3 separate regions of the Mus musculus genome follow, and regions 1 and 2 are each linked to region 3. A link is a contact called in ENCODE Hi-C or POLR2A ChIA-PET data. All regions are on one chromosome and are shown on one strand. The core of a region is the stretch at or near the end of the contact, and the rest is flanking DNA. Distances in the headings are between cores, read along the strand shown. Region 1 holds the start of Prdx1 (peroxiredoxin 1). Region 2 holds the start of Tesk2 (testis-specific kinase 2). Region 3 holds the start of Toe1 (target of EGR1, member 1 (nuclear)).

Region 1 (4,302 bases), core at 1,615-4,114, 120 kb after region 3:
GGGGATCCAATGCCCTCCTCATGTACCATATGTACATGATGCTCAGACACACATTCAGGAAAAGAAAAAAACCCACCATACACATAAGATTAAAAAATGTTTTAACACCAAGCGTGGTGGCACATGCCTTTAATCCCAGCACTCGGGACGCAGAGGCAGGCAGATTTCTGAGTTCGAGGCCAGCCTGGTCTACAAAGTGAGTTCCAGGACAGCCAGAGCTATACAGAGAAACCCTGTCTCAAAAAACAAAACAAAAAAAAGAGGAAGGGAAAAGCAAAGGCAGGTTGTATCTATCTCTAGGAGTTAGATACAACCATGGTCTACATATTTAGAAAGCCAAGGGAATAGATAGTAAGACAGCTCAAATAAACAAATGATGAGAGCGAGCAAGAACTGACCAAAACAAAGGGGGACAAGATTGTGCAAGCTTTAATCTTAGCACTAGGGAGGTAGAGGCAGGAGGATGTCTTTGAGTTCAAGGCCAGCCTGATCTACATAGTGAGCTTCAGGACAGCCAGAACTACATAAAGATCCTATCTTAAAGAAAACTTTTTTAATTACAGTGAAAAAAGAAAAGGGAAAGGGCTAGAGAGATGGCTCAGCCCTTAAGAGCACCGACTGCTCTTCCAAAGGTCCAGAGTTCAAATCCCAGCAAGCAACTACATCCGTAACGAGATCTGACTCCCTCTTCTGGAGTGTCTGAAGACAGCTACAGTGTACTTATATATAATAAATAAATAAAACTTAAAAAAAAAAAAAAAAGAATTCCCCCAATAAATAAATGCCACTAAAAAAGGTAATCAGATAAATGTTAAGGTATAATAAAGCATACTTTCTCTAGAAATGACTCATACCTAGGATATCTACCCTTGTTATCACTGTCCTAACCTTGACTTCACTTCAACCTAAAGACATGTGAAGTGGCCTCTTTAATCTTACCTTTGTATTCACTTAGGCTGATATCTTTGAATTGTCCATCTGGCATAACAGCTGTAGCTTTGAAGTTGGGAGCAGGATACCCAATTTTTGCATTTCCTGAAGACATCTTGCTATCAGCTGGAAAAGACAACAAAAAAAAGTAAACCCTATTCTTCTAAATAAGCAACAGCTTTCACCTACCTAGGAACTTAACTGTAGCTCAATCAGAACACAGGCTCACAGTTAAGGGTCCCAACCCAAAGCTCCAACTCCAGGGTAAAATTGAGACTGAAAAATCAGCCTTTGTTTTCACTTGCTAACAGCTCCACAGTGTGTCTAAATAGGTCAGCTCTCCCACCCTTTCTAAGCCAGTTTTTGCAATGGCATTTTATTCTGCATATTCATTAGGGAGAAACGGGAAGGAAATGGAACAGACACAAAAATCCCAAGCACATCAATGCCAGGACACTGGCATTTATTGCTTCAGATCTTTAGGTGTTCTGTTTAAGCTTAAGTTTTCTCTGCATAACTTGTTTGAGGCCAACCTAGATTTAGTAACCGTGTCTTAAAACGTTCTTTAGGTTTAACCCAGGGACAGTGGAGCATCATCCCAGCACTCTGCATGCTGAGGGAGGAGGATACTGAACCGAGGGAACACTTGTCTCAATTTCTGTATGAGGGAGGTTACGCAGGTTAAGGTAATTGCTATCTGATGACCGTAGTTCCATCTCCAGAATGCCCATAAGGATGGAAAGCCGACTTCTACAAGGTTCACACACACAAATGTTTAAAAGAAAAAAACTTGGGATGTGTAATCTCAACACTTGGGAAGTAGAAGCTTAAGATTCAGGAGTTCAAGGCTAGCCAAATTAGAGGCCAACCTATTTCCAAGATACTCTAAGAAAAATACAAAAAGAGTCAATGTACTGCTAAGAAACCGATTTCTGCACTATCGACCCAGGTCAACACCAAGACAAATAAATTGTTAAGATGTACAACATTAGGAGCTTCAGCGATGGCGCAACAATTTAAGAGCCTACACTGCTCCTTTCCGGAAAAGTCCTGGTTCAGATTCCTCCACCCACTTAGGATGGGTTCACAACCACCTGTAACTAGCTCGGGGGGGGGGGGGTGTTTACCACACAGGTAGACATACACATTAAAAAAAAACCCACAATCTAAAAGAAAATTTACGCCTCTCAGTATGAGTGCAAGTTGGAATCCAAGTTCCAAATTTCTTGGTTCATAATACCAATAACCAAAAGAAACGCCAAGAAAAAAAGCATCTTTCATCGCAAACTTTAAAAAACTTTTAACTGTTTTTTTTCAGGGACATGCTGCACCTGCAGCATAGCAACTACCTATCTGGTGTGCCCCCTAACATAAACCATCTTTTAATCAAACTTGCTTTGCAACGTGGCCCAGCATTTCCAAACTCAACCAATCCCGGAAAAGCGACTTCCGGCCGCTGAGAAGTCTCCGTAGGAATCGGACTAGAACGCCGGAGAAGGTCACGCCCCAAGCTCGCTGGAGGTTACGTTCCTACCACTCACGCCATCACCCACTATAGCACATCAGAAAACACAACGACACAGCCCAGTGCGCGCGGTAAGTTCCAGCACAAACTCGTCCCACCAAGCCATCTCCGCCCTCTATCGGTGAGCGGGAGAGGAGGAAACTGAACGTTAGCCTCAGGGTTCCAACAGGTCCGGGAACTAAGCGCCACGTGAAGAATGCGAGTAGAGCTCCAGCACTCGCGGGACCAGGCCTCGCCCTGCCGCTTCAGCCCGTGATCGCCCGGGACGAGCCGGGACCGGCCAGAGGGAGAAGGAACCAGTGATGGGCGCGAGCCGCGTTTCTCAGCGGCGATACCCGCACACTCACCAGGGTCGAGCCACAGGTCTCACAAACAGAAAGAGCCGTGAGAACGCAGGAAGAGGTCGCCCGACAGCGCGCGCGGGGAGCTGCTTTTATAGCCTACAAAGTTCTCGCGAGATTCTCACGGGCCGGGGGTGCGGGAAGAGGGGGACCTGGCTGAGCCCCGCCCCACCCTGGCCGGCCTACGGGGGATGACTCAGCGCTTTCCCTGGATGGGCCTGGAGTGGAGGGGGTCTCCAGGGGGAAACGCTCACACTTTCAGTGATGCTGTTCCCAGAGGTAGAAAAGCACTGCCCTTTGAGTCATTTCCTCGTTTAATCGGGGTACCCGGGTAATCCGTGCCTCTCTTTATTCCCAGGACCACTGTGTGCTGTGCAATCAAGACCCAAACTAGAAGAAGGGTCTGTTTTACTGCTCTTGGAAGGCCACGTCTAAAATTAAACCACGTTCAGGGGAAACTGTGCACCCAAATATTTCTCAGTCGCACCCCAGCCTCACAAACCTATTCTAGGGCTGGAAAAGCTGGCTCAGCCGTTATAAGCCCTGGCTGCACTACCAGAGGACCCAGCCTCAATTTCCAGCACCCACATGGCAGCTCATAACTGTGTAGATCCAGTTCTAGAGGATCCAACACCCTCACACATACATGCAAGCAAAACACCAATGCACAGAAAATGAAAAGAAATAAATCGTTAAGAACAAAAACAAAACTCCTGTTCTAGTCTGGTCCTCATTAACCCTCACCACTGAGGGCAGCCTCCATTGGTCTCTGATTACTGGATACTGCTTTTCTGTTTCACACCCATTTCTTGCATTATTCTTAAATCTTTCTGAATCTCAGCCTGTCACTAAACTGATTTGTGGTTTTAAAAACTGGGGCTCTGTGGTCAATTTCCTGAGTTAAAAGTCACTGTTCCAAGCCAGGCAGTGATGGCACATCTTCTTAGCACTCTAGAGGCAGAGACTAATGGAGCTCTGAGTTCGAGGCCAGCCTGGTCTCAATTCAATGCGAGTTCCAGGAAAGCCAGAGCTACACAGAGAAATCCTGCCTCCAAAAAAAAAAAAAAAAAAAAAGTCAAGAGAGTTAAAGAGGGGTCAGGCTTGATGGCCAGCACTGGGAAGGTAGAGGCAAGAGAACCTCTGTGTTTTTTAGTCCATCCTGGTCTACATAGCAAGTTCCAGGACAGCAAGGACAACATAGAGACCTTGGGGGAGGGGAGGGGAAGCCGGATAGATACAAAGCTCAGAGTTCCCATTTCATATCACATGCTTTGTGTGATTTAGGAACCCAGAGATGGATATAATCCAAACTTTACCCTCTAGAAAGTCATGCTATAAGGATGGGGCAGACATGGAAACACAACAGTTAGAAGATTTTATTAGGCCGTAGAGGTTTAGGCATAATGGTCAAGTCAAGGGACAAATGAAAGCTGGTAACTCTGTTAAAGGGACTAATCAATAAACTCAGGTCAGGGACAGCTTTCCAGGAAGTAATGCTTATCTGAG
Region 2 (4,282 bases), core at 1,684-4,183, 87 kb after region 3:
GCCATCATATTGGGTAGTTATTACATCTATACAGATGACATAGTCAACACAGCCCTTAACGCTGCTGAACTATTGTAATGACCTATATAGCTCCACTTCCCTTCAACAGTACTGAGACAGTTACACCTTTTTTTCTTCCTCAGCCTTGGAAAGAACTCTGAATTTTTCCAATCATGTATTCTTACAAAACCCACTCTTCAATCACAATTCTGCTTATCTCCTCATTCTCCATCTTACTAGCTTTCTTAAAGATTTTTTAAAATTTTTTATTTTGTATGCATGAGTGTCTTATCTATATGTCTGTGTGTTATATGCATGCATCGCCTAAGGAAGCCTGAACAGGTGTTGCCTCCCCCAGAACTGGAGTTACACACAGTTGCATATAGTCACTGGGAACTGAATCTGTGTCCCCTGGGAGAAAGACCAATGCTCTTAAAAGCTAAGCCACCTCTTCAACCCCAGATTTTACTTCTTATAACTTCTAATTCAGACTGTGCAGTTAATCATAGGCCCACAGTATCATTCGCAGTCTGAAAAGTGGCTCCCATTTTATATTTCTGCTTTGCAAATTCCAGTTCTGGGTCAACCCAATCTTTTGGGGTTTGCTTTATTTTGGTTTTTGTCTGCCTGTTTGTAGGGTGTTGAGGAAAATGTAAAATCTGATGGTGGCACAACCTTTTAATTCTAGCAGAGGCGGGTGGATCTGAATAGAAGAAGAAGGAAAGGAAGGAAGAAAGGAAAGGAAAGAGAGAGAGGAAGGAAGGAAGGAAGGAAGGATCCTTACCCTTGGTGGTAGAGATGGCTCAGTGGTTTAAAGCACTTGTTACTCTTCTAGAGAACCCAGGTTCGAGTCCTAACACCCACGTGGCAGCCACAACAATCATCACTCCAGTTCCAAGGGTCTGACACCCTTTTCTGATCTCTGAGGGCACCTTCACACATGTGCACAAACATACACACAGGCACACACTTACACACCATACAGCATGATCCACATAGTGAGTTCCAAATCAGTCAGGGCTACACTGCGAGATTCTGTCTGAAACCAAACCAACAGAAGAAGCACTCATCACATAAAATAAAAATAAACCTAAAAACAACAAACCCTTGCTATTTCCCACTGATGATTCCCATGGCTATAACGCTCATGTCAGAAACTCACCGCAGTTCCGTCAACCTCCAGAGAAAGCTGATTTATCTACAGATAACTGATCACAATAAAAATAAGACCAGTCTAGTGTGATAACACGCATAATTCCCGGCTGGCCTACCCTCAAACAAGCAGAAAAAGAGAGAAAGAAGGCAGATGTGCTGCTCACTGCCGCCTGCCTTCCACTTACTCCTAAATCCGTGGGCTGACCACTGCATTACAACCACCAGATTATCAAAACTGCCTTTGAAAGAAAACAAGTCACTTCCTAATTGCCAGACTCGTGGCTTCACACTCTCCTGCTGCTTGACCTGGGAAGCGCCTGGTATCCCCCTCCCTTCTGGAGACTGTCTTTGGCTTCTGTGATACTGCCACAGTGTTCTAGCTCTCTTCAGTGTCTGTTATCCTCAGCAATGCTGCCTCTGTCCACAGCCCAATTCTCCGCTTTCTGGAGTACTACGAGGGGGTGCTAAGGTTTCAAGTATTCCTATTTAATTCCAATTTATGTCTTTAGAGCCTAACTTAATCAGTTCTATGAGCAACTTTCCACCTCTATTTGAAAAACTCGGGTTGAACTTGTCCACAACCCAACTTATCATTCTTCAGATCTACTTCTTTACATTGTTAGCACCACCAACCCAATACCATAAACCAATGAGAAAGCCCTTATGTAGAAAAGCAGAAAGCAAAAAACCCTCTAAATTCTATTCTAAAATTCTTGGAATTTCATGCCATTCTCTTCATTTTCCACAACTATTCCAGTCCATTCATCCTCTTCTCACGCACAAAACACAGCAGCCTCCTGACTACCTGGGCCTTCTGCCCTCCGGTCTTACTTTCAATCTTTCTTTCACATTTTCCAGAGATAATCCATATCAAACTCCTGCTTACAACCTTCAATGGCTCCGTATGCCTACAAATAAAGTCCAAATTCTTTAACAAGTTTTTCTCAGAGGTTTAAATTAAAAGGTTTTTCAATTGGACTAATCTGGCTTTTATTTCCAACTAAATCAGAATCGTAGTTTAGATAAGAGTCTTCTTCAAAATGAAGGGTAAGAACGTGAATAAAAAGGAGAGAAGTCTCTTAGGATAGGAGTCAGGGTGGTTAGGAGAGATGAGCACGTTTCGGAGGGAATCCAGATCTCAGAGGGAGAAGGGGGCTCGGAGACTAGTGAGGCACACTCAGTAGGGGAACGGGACGTGAAGGATTCCACAACTTCACAAGTGAGGAAGGTCAGACACAAACAACCCTTTTGAGTATAACGTCCAATGGGTTCTTGACCCCTGAGACGAGGTGGGGACTGTCCCGGGACCCGGAGGGAACTGAGAAGGAAAGGGGGAGAGGGGCAAGAGACAGTCCCCGCTTCTTTGAGAATCTCAAGTACAGCACCGGATTGTCCAGTGCTCAGCGACCCATGAGCCAAGCTGCGCGCAGGGCAGGGATGCCGAGCCTTGGTCCCCAGGCACTCTCCCGACGTTACCTGAGGCACAACTGAGCCGCGGAGGGGGCGTCTGCGCCGGCCAGAGGGTAAGGGAGGCAGCGGCCCAGAGCGAGCATAGCAGCTCCCGGCCGCGGCTGTTTAGCCTGCGGAGGAGGTGAGGGTCCCTTGGGCAGAAGCCGGAGATTGCTCAGGGCCAGCGGCGGCGCAGGAGCTGGAGGCTACTGCCATGGCCTTGCGGTCTGAGCTGCTTTCCCCCGCCTACTCGGCGGGGCCCGGAGGCGGATCACCGCTGGGACTGAGAAGGCAGCTGGAAACTCTCGGCTCCCCGCCGGTGAGTGTCTGAAACGCCTGGGGGGCAGGGGGCTGGGGGCGGGGCCCCGTGAGCTCCGCCCCCTCCTCAGGCCTCCCTCAGAGCAGCCAATCAATCGTCAACCTTTGACAAACGAGCTAATAGAGTTGCCCAATTAACGTTAGGAATGCCACGTGGTACGAGGGTGGGCACAATGGGCGTACAGAAAAGCCAATCAGCAACGCTCGGCGCCAACTCTTAGAAGATGAAGGGAACCAATAGGAAGAGAGTGGAGTTAAAAACAGAGGGGACAGTGTGTTGAAAAAGCGGAACCGGAGAGAATTCACCTTGGGGAAAACCTAGTCTAAAGAGTCTCAGAGGGCGGGACACAAGAGAGACCAATCAAACCCCCCCAAACAGAAGCGAATGGTAAATTAATTAAGCCAATTAAACAAGCACTAAACTGGCGCGGCTTTTGAATAAGGTGTTCTGCTGGATCGAATGCAGTGTCCTGCAGGAACGCAGTATATTGACAAGCTAAAATTAGCACATAATTCCTAACAACTTGAGAAAGAGCAGTAAGTATAACTTAAACGAAATGCCAAAGGGAGAGATTGAATTCAGGGAAGGCTTAGAGGATTGGTATCACCAGCTAGATGGAAAGGAGAGATATGAAAGATCTTCGAAGGGAATAACAATTCTACCCAACTGTTCATCAGGTACAGATTTCCTCACACTTTCCATAGCCATGGATCTCAAGGGTTCATAATTTTATAGCTGAACAGACTGCTAAAGAAGAATAAGAGCAGTGGGATATAGGTCTTACTCCCAACGGTTTAGGGGCCTCCCTTCAGAAATCTTTAGCATGTGAGACATAATTAAAATATGTCTAGGAGCCGAGCATGGTGGCGCACGCCTTTAATCCCAGCACTCAGGAGGCAGAGGCAGGCGGATTTCTGAGTTCGAGGCCAGCCTGGTCTACCGAGTGAGTTCCAAGACAGCCAGGGCTGCACAGAGAAACCCTGTCTCGAATAACAAAAAAAAATAAATAAATAAATAAATACTAGGGGCAGAAAGCAATGGTAATGTACCATGTGGTCCAGGGTTCAATTCCCAGCACTGAAAATAATAACACCAATGGAATGTAGTGCTACTGACAGCTGAGTTTATGAAAATGTATAGTAGGAAATAAAATTGCAAGAGGCTGAACATGAGTGGAGTTTAAATAATAAAATTATCTTTTTATTTTAAATGCTGTGTGATTTATCCTTGAACAGAAGCATAACCTAAACAGGGAATTGTTTGAGGAAGAGTAATTAGCTCACAGAATCTCTGAAGGGAGGTACTCAGGCACAGTTCTCTTGGCCTGTTCAGGATCTTTCTGACATAAATTATGTGCTG
Region 3 (4,602 bases), core at 1,492-3,991:
TGAGAGGAGGTGGACAGGTTGGGTAGTCACAAAGTAGCTTGGGGAGGGGGAGGACTTTCAGGTCACACTACTGGCTCTTAGACAAACTCGTCTTGGTATCACTGTGAAGATCTATGGATCAGTGCCCTAGGTTCTTGTTTGGTGGGGAGCCATTGGGTGAGCTACTTGGTGAGCCAGACCAGTGCAAGAGTGAGGTCAAGGAGCGTGCAAACCCTGGCAGGAGTGGGGCTCCTTTCCTCCTTGTTCTGGGCCTGCATATCCCAGAGCATGAAGCCTTATGACCCCTACCCCCACCACCCTTGAGGGTAGCCTGGTGCCCGAATTACAAGCTAAACTTCTCTTCCTCTAAGGAAACATCAGGCAAGCACCCAGAATTGCTCTTCGTGCATTCCCAGCATCTCAGCACCCGCCAATGATGCACACCCAGCCTGAAAAGCCCTACTCAGTCCCCAAGGTTTATATAGCTCTTGTTACCCCCAATAGAGGAGAGCAGTTTCACTGAAGCCTGTCTCCAGGAGAGGGCTGTTTCTTCCACACGCACAGGCTGAGATCCTGCTAACCCACCAGCCCGGCTAAGCTTCATTCCTTCCAGTCCAACCCAGTATGCAAGGTGCTTTGATATCCAGAGGCCAGAGTCTCATCCTTTCACTATGCTCCAACTGCCTAACTTAATCTTATTTTACTTTATTTTGCCACAGGCTCTCACTATGCAGCCTTGGCTGGCCTGGAACTCTGCCTCCCTAGTGCTAAGGTTCATGGCTTTTGTCACCACCATACCTGGCATTCTCCATTGTAGCTTTTATAGCAAGTGTAATGTCAAATTTACTTTTGATTCTTTTGGTCAATGTCTTCTTATTCTACTTTAAATGAAACAGCATTTTGGAAGCTAAGCTGGATGACTATGAACTCTGGTTTCATCTCAAACAAATAAACCAACCAACCACAAGCCTGGGAGTTGAGAAGATAGTTCAGTGGTTAGTGATAATTAGTTGGATTTCCAGCACCTCATAATCATCTGAAACTCCAGTTTCAGGTGATCCAACACCTTCTTCTAGCCTCATGGGCACCAGGGACCCTCCCTGTGCACATACATATATTCAAGAAAATACTCATATATATCAAATAAACACGGACACAGGGACCCTGTGCACATATACAGGAAAGCAGTCATATATATTAAACAAACAAAGTAAAAGTTAAAAAAAATCCCACAACTTTTGAGTGGAGATGTTGGTCAGTTAGTGACTGTCTAGGGAACATGAAGTCCTGGGTTCAATCCCGGATCCCACGTGGCTGCACAGTGGGGGCTCATGAGTTTTGATCATAGCATCCATATTGGACTGCTCATAAACCAGCTGTGATATCAGCCCTAGGCTACGGCCAGGGGGATTAGAGGGCTGTGAGATCTGTGTTGGAGGGTGGGATCCGACTGCACTCACACACACGGACCCACGCAGAAATCATACACGGAATTAAAAATAGTAACAAACCTTTTTTGTTTTTGTTTTTTGGAGACGGGTTTCTCTGTGTAGTTCTGGCTGTCCTGGAACTCACTTTGTAGACCAGGCTGGCCTCGAACTCAGAAACCCACCTAATCCGCCTGCCTCTGCCTCCCAAAGTGCTGGGGCTAAAGGCGTGCGCCACCATCGCCCACTACAAATCTTTTTTAAAAAGTCAAACTAGCCGGGCGTGGTGGCGCACGCCTTTAATCCCAGCACTCAGGAGGCAGAGGCAGGTGGATTTCTGAGTTTGAGGCCAGCCTGGTCTACAAAGTGAGTTCCAGGACAGCCAGGACTATACAGAGAAACCCTGTCTCGAAAAACCAAAAAAAAAAAAAAAAAAAAAAGTCAAACTAGAGTGGTTGTGCACACCTATAACCCAGCACTCCAGGTGTGGAGATTGCTTTTTGTTTTGTTTTATAGAGACGAGAGTTTCTCTGTGCAGCCCTGGAGCTCACTCAGTACACCAGGCTGGCCTTGAACTCAGAGATCCGCCTGCCTCTGCCTCCTGAAGGATGAGATTATTGTCAGGCACCATCCCACCCAGCCTGAATTTTTAAAGATAAGTTTGAAGCCTTTTATCTTTTAAGATAAGGAGAAATCTAGGTCGGTGGAGCTAGAGAACACTTCCTAGGATGGGACTGAATTCCGACATTGTTACCACCTACAGGTCAAATTAAGACCTACCAAAACCTTAACTCAAGTGCACATTAATACTTGGGTGAATTATCTTTAAAACGTTCCTGGTCATTTTACCACTTATCTACCTGTGTCCTGTAGAACGCTTCCCTCTCACTTCCTTATCTTTCTGGACTTGTGTCCATGCTCAGGACCCCTTTACTCGGCCGTGCACCCCTCTCTCCCGAACTCCTAGGCTTGCTTTAGCTCAGCGCAGGAGGCATTCTTTCCCCAACCCAGCGCCGAGAAGCCTGCGCTGCCCATGCCAACCCTGAGTTTGTGTAAGTGAAACGATCGGCTGTAATTTTAAGATTCCACGTTCCCGCCACCACAAATGAAAGCACAGATTACCTCCTGCGCAGTCTCCGACCGGCCGCTCCCAAGAAACCCCGAAGGGGGCGTGGCTTCGGTCAGTAGGACCGTCCAGCCAATAGACACTCAGCGCGCGCAAGGCCCACGCTCCGCACCCCGCCCGACCACTCGGAACGGAAGTTGACCCTACGGGACCCAGACGCCGAGACCCCGCCCCATCCTAGATCCGTGTCGCTTCTGGAGACGAAGCGGAAGTCTCTGCGTACCTCCAGAAGGCTGGCGAGGGGCGTCATGGCCGCGGACAGTGACGATGATGTGCCTCCAGTTCCAACGCCCTCTGACGGTGAGCGGCTCCCCAGGGATGGCCACAGAAGCCTAAGGGGTCCTGGGGAGGGAAAAGCCTCGGCCCGGTAGCTCGGAGACAGGCCTGTAGTTCTTCTTGCCTCAGCTATCTTAGACTACAACTCCCAGTGTGCAGCGCGTGCAACTGCAAAACCCGAACTGTTGTAGAGTGGAGCAGTGAGGTGGGATGGGTGGTGTGTTTTGGACGGAGCCGGTGGTTGTCAGTCGGTAATACCAGAGTGCGTAGTCGTCCACAGTAAGTGGAGCTTGGGTTTAACTTTGGAGCACTCCGGTAGCTGTTGAGGCATCATGTATATGTGGCTTTATGGGATCGGTTTGTGTTTGAGATAGGAGCATGCTCTGTAGGCTAGCCTTGAACTCGTGGTCCTTCAGCCTAATGCTCCCTAGTCCTGGGATTACAGGCTGGAGGATAAAGAATCCTCAAAGGTTATCTAGTCCACTTTTCTCCTGATCATGATGCAAAAAAGAAATGATTTCCCAGTCCCACATAAAGGCACTAAAAGACACAGATGCCCTTTTTCCAAATTTAGGGCACTGCCCATTTCAGAGCTTGTGTTTAGAGCTGGTAGATGTAAAATCTTTAAGTGAAAGCTTGTCAGTGGGCACCCCTTTGCCCACATCTAGCTTGGTGTTTGCTCCACAGGGACCTTGTGAAACCATCTAAATCCATCAACGCCCTTATCCCCAGGTGGTGTCAACAAAAACACACAACCTGCAGAGGAGTTTGTGGTTCGGGTTCCTGTGGTAGACGTGCAGAGTGACAACTTCAAGGAGATATGGCCATCACTCTTGCTAGCCTTAAAGACAGCTAGCTTTGTGGCTGTGGACACGGTGAGGAGTGGGAGGAAGGGAGGGCAGGTGGCTGTGAAGTGTTTGGTGATGGGTGTGGAAAATAACCACACTTCCTTTACCCACCCATAGGAGCTGAGTGGGCTCGGGGATAGGAAGAGTTTGCTGAACCAGTAAGTATAAGCCTTGCCTGTGATCCCAGCTCTAACAAATATGTAGGTCTCAACCCAGAAGCTAGGGACTGCCAGCCCTGGTAGTTTGGGTTCTTTGTGAAACTAACTCATGCCCAAACCCAACTCTAAGGTGCATTGAGGAACGTTACAAGGCCGTGTGTCATGCTGCCAGGACCCGTTCTGTCCTGTCCCTGGGCCTCGCCTGCTTCAGGCAGCAACCAGATAAGGTAGGAATTACCTTCATCCCAGGTCTGAGGGAGGCATGGGGCCTGAGAGTTGAGATCTTAATGGTGGAAATTTTTCCTCCCAGTTTTTGGTAAAGTAGATCCTCATGTTTTTCAGGGTGAAAATTCTTACTTGGCTCAAGTGTTCAATCTCACCCTGCTATGCATAGAGGAGTACGTTATAGAACCGAAGTCTGTGCAGTTCCTGGTACAGCATGGCTTCAACTTCAACCGGCAGTACGCCCAGGGTATCCCCTACCATAAGGGCAATGACAAGGTAGCTCTCCAGCTTCCTCTGGCCTTGAGTTCGAGTCCCGTGTGGTTTATTTCTTGCTTGCATAGGCCTGGGGGGTGGGGGGTGGGGGACATGTGTGTGACAAGGCTCGAGAAACAAGACCTTTGTGGAAGGGGCAGGGCGGGGTTAGATAATGAGGCGGTGCTTCCCCAGTGGGAAACCTGGTTAAGTGTGCTGACTGGGTGCTGACTGGGCATCGTTGTCCTTCCCCTTCCACCTAGGGAGATGAGAGCCAGAGCCAGTCGGTACGGACGCTGTTCCTTGAACTG

Evidence for each region. A loop is a pair of places that touch in the nucleus more often than their neighbours do. ChIA-PET counts read pairs that join two places held with the same protein, here RNA polymerase II (POLR2A).
Region 1: POLR2A ChIA-PET joins it to region 3 with 18 read pairs in embryonic stem cell. The contact joins the promoter of Prdx1 here to the promoter of Toe1 in region 3. POLR2A ChIA-PET finds 5 or more read pairs at or near these places in 4 of 5 experiments (Patski and embryonic stem cell).
Region 2: a map of heart shows a loop between it and region 3 (2.5-fold over the local background). The contact joins the promoter of Tesk2 here to the promoter of Toe1 in region 3. A Hi-C loop is called at or near these places in 1 of 37 maps with a recorded cell type or tissue (heart). POLR2A ChIA-PET finds 5 or more read pairs at or near these places in 3 of 5 experiments (Patski and embryonic stem cell).

What each region holds. Positions count from the first base shown.
Region 1 is chr4:116,684,161-116,688,462 of GRCm38, reverse strand. Prdx1 (peroxiredoxin 1) reads right to left here and starts at 2,864. Exons shown (of 6, transcript NM_011034.4): 1 at 2,803-2,864; 2 at 940-1,056. The coding sequence starts at 1,045. AV051173 (expressed sequence AV051173) reads left to right here and starts at 2,441. Exons shown (of 3, transcript NR_040442.1): 1 at 2,441-2,526; 2 at 2,625-2,818; 3 at 3,155-3,501.
Region 2 is chr4:116,719,606-116,723,887 of GRCm38, reverse strand. It overlaps Tesk2 (testis-specific kinase 2), which reads right to left and starts at 2,933. Exons shown (of 11, transcript NM_146151.4): 1 at 2,632-2,933.
Region 3 is chr4:116,805,698-116,810,299 of GRCm38, reverse strand. Toe1 (target of EGR1, member 1 (nuclear)) reads left to right here and starts at 2,741. Exons shown (of 8, transcript NM_026654.2): 1 at 2,741-2,832; 2 at 3,541-3,683; 3 at 3,774-3,814; 4 at 3,945-4,041; 5 at 4,157-4,315; 6 at 4,555-4,602. The coding sequence starts at 2,781. Mutyh (mutY DNA glycosylase) reads right to left here and starts at 2,566. Exons shown (of 16, transcript NM_133250.2): 1 at 2,529-2,566.